Linked DNA regions of Homo sapiens: regions 2 and 3 are each linked to region 1. Evidence: chromatin loops called from intact Hi-C (ENCODE). Cell type or tissue: K562. All regions are shown on one strand.

Region 1 (2,500 bases):
AGACAGATGTGGAGGCTTCTTCCTCTGGAACCTGGGGGGAGGGGTTACTCATCAGACCTGCCCCCGCCCCCCCAAGTACCCCCAGAGCCGTAGGCCCAAGGCCTGTGTTTAAGAAGCTCGGAGACGGGAGGCGGGAAGGGCGGAGACACTCCAGGCTGGAGGAAATGGCGCAAGCAGAGACGCAGGTGGAGGACGGAAGTGAACTGTGAGGGGCGTTACCGGATGTCGTTCCGCCCCGACCGGGTAGTTCTTGGCCAGATCTCCCAGGGGAAACTAGGGAACTTAAATTAAAGGGGCCGTCTGAAACCAGAAGACTGGACTGGAGGCGAGGAAAAGGAGGCGAGGGGAGGGGAGGGAGAAAAGAGAGTTATTTGGAGGTTTTTTCCCGCCTCCTCTAACTTGGCAGAGAGAGGAGATGGTTCAGTGATGGACGAAAAGATGAGAAGACAGAGAAAATAGAGGAGATAAAGACAGGATAAAAATCACATTAAACATGGAAAACAAAAACAAAAACCACAGTGGGACAACAACAGGGACAGATCAAAAAAAAAGAAAAAATACAGACAAAAGACGGAAGAAGACTATCGTAGGATGGGGCAAGTGAGATGCAAAAATTTGGACTTGAGAAATATGTAGAAAAAGATGGAGATGTTAACAACGGGAGGCAGGGGAGGGGGCGGGATGGTGGAGAGAGAGAGAAAGGTAGAGAGTTAGTTTAGAATTAAGCCCAGAATGCTCTTTTCCCAACACAGGTTGCATGATGACATCCTTACCTTTTCACCGCATTCACAACCCTTTATGCTTCCTCTGTTACCACCAATCAAGTTCTCCTTCTCTCACCTCAGTACTCCCCCGTCTCCGCCCCTGCCTCATCCCTAGACCTTTCCGACTGGGATGGCTAACCTGTTGTAAGCCCGCAGCTTTGGGCCTGGTCTCTGCTGCTCCCAGGCGGCCCCTTTGGGTACTGCCTGAGCAAGAAGTGCTGGAGAGGAGGACCAGTCATCAATAGGAGGATGAGATTGGGAGAGACACTCGGTGCAGGAGGCTGAGTGAGCAGGGGAGCACTAAGACCCAGGGGTAGTGGAGGACTGCAGCAACGAGCTGGAGGAGGAGAAGTAAGCGGTGGGGGGTGGGAGCCATCTGGTACTTTGACAGCATTCAAAACAGCATCGGCCATAACAACAGAAATGGCCAGTCAGTCCCAAGGTATCCAGCAGCTTCTGCAAGCTGAGAAGCGGGCAGCTGAGAAGGTGGCAGATGCCAGAAAGAGTGAGTCTCCTCTTTCCTCCCTTAGGAGTTTGGAAAGAAAATTGGGGGTGGGGGACAGCAAACATTTTGGGAAAACCCAAGGCTGGCGGGAAGACAGACAGCTAGGGTCTGGAGGCTGGTTAGGAGGGAAGAAATGGATGGATATTAGAATCTGGCACCTGGTTGGCTGAGAGAAGGCTGTATAACTTTCTGGAAGGGACTGACTCCTGCTATTACATTGTGTGTGTGTGGGTCCATCCCCACTCACTGTCCTTTCTTCTGCCTCCAGGGAAGGCCCGGCGACTGAAGCAGGCAAAGGAGGAGGCACAGATGGAGGTGGAGCAATACCGCAGAGAGCGAGAGCACGAATTCCAGAGCAAGCAGCAGGCGGTGAGTTGAGGCAGAGTCGGGTTGAGACCCCACTGCAAGTTGGTGGGTGCATCTAGTGAGGTGTGTAAGGGTGACTCAACAAGAAAATATGGTGGCAGAGGGCTGAGGCTGAGGGGACCCTGGCAGGGACCACAACATTGGTGAAACTTTGTGATGATATGTAGGAGAGTCTGGGAGTTTTGAAGGCCACATAGAGCTTGTGGGCGGAATGCCACAGTCTGTGTAAAGTATAACATCTATGTGGAGTATGATTAACATTTGTGGTGGAGGGTAGAGTTTTATGGTCATGGATGGTGAGGTGGTGGGGATATTACGGTCTGTTTTAGGATGAAGTTGCATGTTAGGTCTAAGGGGAAAGGGGACTGTGTTGATCTCTTTGGTGTTGGGATATTTCTGTGGGATGGGGGTGGTTTCTGAGAGGGCCTTTCTTCTAGGCTTTGTTTCAGGATCTTTCCCCTCATATGCCTGGACCCTTGTCTGTTTCTGCTTTTCCCTTTCTCTCTTCCACCCCTCTCCCTACCCCCCAGGCCATGGGCTCCCAGGGGAACCTGTCTGCTGAGGTGGAGCAGGCTACAAGGCGCCAGGTGCAGGGCATGCAGAGCTCCCAGCAGAGAAACCGAGAGCGTGTCCTGGCCCAGCTTCTTGGCATGGTCTGCGACGTCAGGCCCCAGGTCCACCCCAACTACCGGATTTCTGCCTAGGGCCACCGTAGGGCCTGACTCCTTCTGCCAGTTCCCTCCCTCAAAGAAATCCTCCAATCAAAATCACCTCCCACCATAATCCCTGTCTTCTTTCCATCCCCTAGAAATCCTGGGAGGCAGGATCCAATAATTTTCCTGTGACACTTATAAATATCCTGCTC
Region 2 (2,500 bases), 220 kb before region 1:
GTTGGAATGTCATCAGTTAAGGCTATTTTCACTTCTTTTGTGGATCTTCAGTTGCTTCAGGCCATCTGGATGTATAAGTGCCAGTCACAGGGGATATGATTGGTTAGCTTGGGCTCAGAGGCCTGACACCTCCCTCATCCTGCCTAACTCCCAGAGTTGAAATGATGATCAAATAAAATGCCTACTGGACTGAGAGTTGCCTAAATTTGAGTCTTATTTGCCTGCATACATCCTACAGTGGCTGGCATTTAATAGACTTATTATGTTTGATGAAGATATAAATAAAGGTATAACTAAGAACTTAGCACTTATGTGTCAAAGCACTATCTTAAGATTTGCAAAATCAACTCATTTAGTCCTCCCAATAAACCTCTGAGGTAAGTGCTATTCGGTCTCTTTTCTTATGAGGAAACCCAGTTTTTTTTTTTCTTTTCTTTCTTTTTTTTTTTTTTTGAGAGAGAGAGAGGGAGAGTCTCACTCTGTCACCCAGGTTGGAGTGCAATGGTACAATCATGCCTCACTGCAGCCTCGATTCAAGCAATCCTCCTGCCACAGCCTCCTGAGTAGCTGGGACTACAGATGAGCACCACCATATCTGGCTAATTTTTGTATTTTTTTGTAGAGATGGGGTCTCACTATGTTACCCAGGCTGATCTCGAGCTCCTGGGCTCAAGTGATCCTCCCACTTCAGCCTCTCAAAGTGCTGGGATAATAGGTGTGACCATTTTTTTTTTTATATACGCACATGTAGCCAATAAAGGCCTACAGGAAATGCCACCATTTTTTTCAGGGAGTGGAGGCCACCTTCCCACCAGGGACACCTAGGTCTGCCCTGCCCTGCCCCGCCCTGCCCCGCCCTGCACTGACAAGTATGACTTTTTTTTTTTTTTTTTGAGATGGAGTCTGTCGCCAGACTGGAGTGCAGCGGCACGATCTCGGCTCACTGCAACCTCTGCCTCCCGGGTTCAAGTGATTCTCCTGCCTCAGCCTCCCCAGTAGCTGGGGAGGCTACTGGGGAGCCTCTGGGGAGGCTACTGGGGAGGCTACGGGCATGCATCACCATGCCCAGCTAATTTTTATATTTTTTAGTAGAGACGAGGTTTCACCATGTTGGCCAGGATGGTTTTGATCTCTTGACCTCATGATCCACCCACCTTGGCCTCCCAAAATGCTGGGATTACAGGTGTGAGCCACCGCACCCGGCCAAGTATGAGTCTTATAATGGAGTATTGTTATTTCAATACCTGTCGGCTCCAGAAGCACACCAGGCCCCTCAACTGGGGAGGTGGCTCTGGGTAAGAATGAGGGGAGCTCTTTCCTCACTTATCTTAACCTCCTTTCCCCTTCCCAGGGTTCGGCCCTGTCTTTACAACCAGTGACCCTGACAGCTTCTGGCAACAGCTTAATGAGATCCATGCCTTGGGGGGTGGAGACGAGCCTGAGATGTGCCTGTCAGCCCTGCAGGTCTGGCCCCTCCCTTCTTCCCCGTTTCCTGGCCCCACCACCAGGGGGAGCTAGATCCCTCCTGGGGCTCCCCACCACCTTCAGCACCTAGATCCACTAGCTTCACTGTAGGGTTCCCGGGCCATATTCCCTTCTGCTTCATCCTCCGTGGCTCTACCCATTCCCCTCCTACTGCCATTGTTAACACTGGTCGTTGCCTTCCCTGCCAGCTGGCCCTGCTGCACACACCTCCACTCTCAGATATCTTTGTCTTCACGGATGCCTCCCCCAAGGATGCCTTTCTCACCAACCAGGTGGAATCCCTGACTCAGGAGCGGCGCTGCCGGGTGAGCAGAGCTAGTGGGAGACCCAGTGTTAGCCTCCCAGGGATGTGAGAGACCCTGTGATGACAATCTCATAACGAGGGTTGCACCACACTATGGTGGCCCAACAAGCCTTGGTATATGGTGGGAGAAGCAGACAATGAGTGGAACATTTCCTGATACCTTTAATGATATACGTAAGAGGCCCTACCCTTAATAACGCTGAATTTTTATTTGACCCTGCCTAATAAACAATGTGAAGAACTGGGGCTCTAGTCGCCAAAAATCCACTGTGACAGTTACAAGGGGGTGGCCAACTACTAACTGAAGGCAGGGGGTTCTGTCATTGGGATTCCCCACCCCAGCAGCCAGAAGGCAGGCAGAGACCTTATCACAAACCATCAGCTCTGGAGAAAGCTTGAGCACAGGGATTCTCATTCATAATAGTGGATGGCACTTGGACACCCCAATCACTGAGCTCTCTTCTGGGTACAGGTAACATTCCTGGTGACTGAAGATACATCAAGGGTTCAGGGTCGAGCTCGGCGTGAGATCTTGTCCCCTCTGCGTTTTGAGCCATACAAAGCAGTGGCCCTGGCCTCAGGAGGAGAGGTGATCTTCACCAAAGACCAGCACATTCGAGACGTGGCAGCCATTGTTGGGGAGAGCATGGCTGCCCTGGTAAGTGGGGGCCAGGGCCCTCACTTAGGAACTGAAGGGTGGTCAGGCTGCAC
Region 3 (2,500 bases), 130 kb before region 1:
CACTACTCTGGCTTTTCTCTAATACAATTTATTTTGTGTTATTATTTCTTTAAGACAGAGTCTCACTCTGTCGCCCAGGCTGGAGTGCAGTGGTGCGATCTCGGCTCACTGCAACCTCTGCCTCCCAGGTTCAAGAGATTCTCCTGCCTCAGCCTCCCGAGTAGCCAGGACTACAGGCGTGCGCCACCACACCTGGCTAATGTTTTTGTATTTTTTGATAGAGACGGGGTTTCACCATGTTGCTCAGGCTGGTTGCGAACTCCTGACCTCGAATGATCCCCCACCTTGGCCTCCCAAAGTGCTGGGATTACAGGCATGAGCCGCCACGCCCGGCTAATTTTTGGTATTTGTAGTAGAAACGGGGTTTCACCATGTTAGCCAGGCTGGGTGCGAACTCCTGACCTCAGGTAGTCCACCCGCCTTGGCCTCCCAAAGTGCTGGGATTACAGGCGTGAGCCACCGCAGTCCGGCCCTAATATAGTTTTTAAATTCATTCATTCCAAGGCTTTTGGGAGGCGCTCAGTGGCGTGCAGTTTCCTCTCGAATTTCTTTCTTCCCGCAGTCTTTCTGGGCGGGCGTCTCCCGTCTGTTTCTTCCCATCTTCCCCCTTATCATCCTGGGACTGGATAATTCTTGAATAGTCTGGGAGGTAGCAGGGAACCCGAGTTCGGAGCCTCGACCAGAACCTCCAGACGGGAAATTGGAGCAGGTGGTGTCGTTCCAGGACGCTGAGGACCACCTCCTCCCCTAACGCACAGCCCAACGATCCTAAAAGTAAAAACCCTGAGTTTCTGAGTCAAGACTGAGCTGGTGGGGTGGGGACCGAGTAGGCGTGGATGGGGAGCCCAGCGGGTCCCCAGCGGAGAAAATGGGTGAGACGCCTGGGGCCGCGGTCTCCAGAATTCGCCTGGGAGGGAGAGTGGCGCTACGGCGCCGCCTTCCTGGGGAGCCGCTTCGGGCTCCGGATGTCCGCTGGGGCCCGACGCTTGGGTCCCGACGCGCGGTTCGCACTTTCCAGGTTTCTTCCCCAGGGAACAGAGCTTGAGCGGGGGGCCACCCCCCCGTCCTACCGGAGTTCTGAGGTGCGGTCAGGCGCGGAGAGCGGACGCCCAGCGCCAGATTCTGTGGGCTCCGGAGTTCAGGCCCACTGAGCCGCAGCTGAGCACAGGCGGGGCAGGAAAAAGGATGAGGTGAGGGAAGGCGCTGGGTTCCTGGAACCCCAAGGGAGCACTGAGCTGAGTACGTATCGCTTGGGATCCAGGTGTCCTTGTTTTAGGATGTCTGACAGGTGTCCCCAGGGTATGAGAAGTGGGACTGGGCACCCCCTATTTGCTTTTTTTTTTTTTTTTTTGAGACAGACCACATGTTTCCTATCTTGGAAAATGGTACCACTTCCTTGTGCAAGCCTACCCCTGTTCCCTCACCCCTCGTTCAGTCCAACAGCAAATCTGTCCAGTCTTCTAACTGTATCTCAGGTTCATTAGCCCCGCTTCCTCGTCCCTGCTCGTCTTCTGCCGGACCAGTCCGCCATCTTGTGACCGGACTCGGGAATAGCGTCCTACTTCCCGGCGGCCTCCACTCTTGACCCAAATGCAATGTGCAGCCATGGCAATCTTTTATAAACAGAAATCCGATCAAGTTACTCCTCTGCCGAAATCCCTCTGGTCAGTGGTTTAACTGTCGAGGTGCTCCTGGCAGCACTCTGCCCTCCCCACATCATTGCTGGTGGACTTGTCTCCCCTACTAGACTGTGCCCTGTGAGGGTGGAGACTTTGTGCAGGGTTGTATCCCCAGCATCTGATGCAGTGATTCAATAAACATCTGTCCAATTAATAGGAAAGACAGTTCCTTTTCTCATTCCCCTATTGCTGGTCCCCTGCCCTCAAGCAGGATGTTATGCCCCAGAGTGGCTGTGGGTGCGAACATTCTGCCCCTCTGGCTGGTCTGGCACTGATTTCCACCCTGAGCTGGTGTTGCCTCTCTCCTTCCTCTTGGCCAACCTCTCTTCCACCAATATAAGCCCAAACTGGAGGCCAGCAGGCAGTCATGCGTTTTATGGCAGGCCCTGCAGGGAGCCAGAGTCTGGGTCCCCTGTGCTTCCACAGCAGCCCCCAAGCCCTCTACACGGTCCTCTTAATAGTGCTGGTCATGATGAGCTTGGTGTTTGGTAAGTGGCTCCAAGGGTTCAGAAGGGTCTCCTGGCCTGGATGGAGAAACCCACAGACACCAAGTGTCTGGGTACACCTGTCCAGGATGCTCAGGTAAACCCATGCAGGAGGAGAGATGGGACAGATGGGTTTGGTAGGGAATGCCTGCTCATGGACTGATGTGCAATCTGAAGATTTTTAAAAATTTATTATTATTATTATTTTTGAGATGGAGTCTCGCTCTGTATCCCAGGCCGGAGTGCAGTGGCGAGATCTCGGCTCACTGCAACCTCCACCTCCCGGGTTCAAGCGATTCTCATGCCTCAGCCTCCCGAATAACTGGGATTACAGGC

The links. A loop is a pair of places that touch in the nucleus more often than their neighbours do. Peaks named below come from ENCODE experiments on the same cell type or tissue, not always from the same donor. Only the 100,000 strongest peaks of a DNase experiment are listed, where the experiment ranks them.
Region 2: a loop joins it to region 1, with 2.3 times the contacts of the local background. A loop is called at or near these places in 4 of 110 quality-filtered maps.
Region 3: a loop joins it to region 1, with 5 times the contacts of the local background. A loop is called at or near these places in 2 of 110 quality-filtered maps.

What each region holds. Positions count from the first base shown.
Region 1 is chr6:31,545,247-31,547,746 of GRCh38, reverse strand. ATP6V1G2 (ATPase H+ transporting V1 subunit G2) reads left to right here and starts at 1,139. Exons shown (of 3, transcript NM_130463.4): 1 at 1,139-1,269; 2 at 1,538-1,638; 3 at 2,166-2,500. The coding sequence starts at 1,188. The coding sequence ends at 2,339. It overlaps NFKBIL1 (NFKB inhibitor like 1), which reads right to left and starts at 139. Exons shown (of 4, transcript NM_005007.4): 1 at 1-139. The coding sequence starts at 52. It overlaps ATP6V1G2-DDX39B (ATP6V1G2-DDX39B readthrough (NMD candidate)), which reads left to right and starts at 899. Exons shown (of 13, transcript NR_037853.1): 1 at 899-1,269; 2 at 1,538-1,638. RefSeq lists an enhancer at 1,106-1,605. In K562, a CTCF peak has its summit at 947; DNase peaks (open chromatin) are centred at 176 and 926; H3K4me3 peaks cover 907 bases.
Region 2 is chr6:31,768,965-31,771,464 of GRCh38, reverse strand. VWA7 (von Willebrand factor A domain containing 7) reads left to right here. Exons shown (of 17, transcript NM_025258.3): 8 at 1,352-1,464; 9 at 1,674-1,790; 10 at 2,262-2,447. Among named protein-coding and RNA genes, the nearest start is that of SAPCD1-AS1, 4.6 kb to the right of the region's middle. In K562, a CTCF peak has its summit at 1,509 (motif pointing right); DNase peaks (open chromatin) are centred at 864, 1,484 and 2,146.
Region 3 is chr6:31,679,920-31,682,419 of GRCh38, reverse strand. LY6G5C (lymphocyte antigen 6 family member G5C) reads left to right here and starts at 1,353. Exons shown (of 3, transcript NM_025262.4): 1 at 1,353-2,167. The coding sequence starts at 2,047. RefSeq lists a silencer at 2,100-2,307. In K562, a CTCF peak has its summit at 1,529 (motif pointing left); a DNase peak (open chromatin) is centred at 1,509.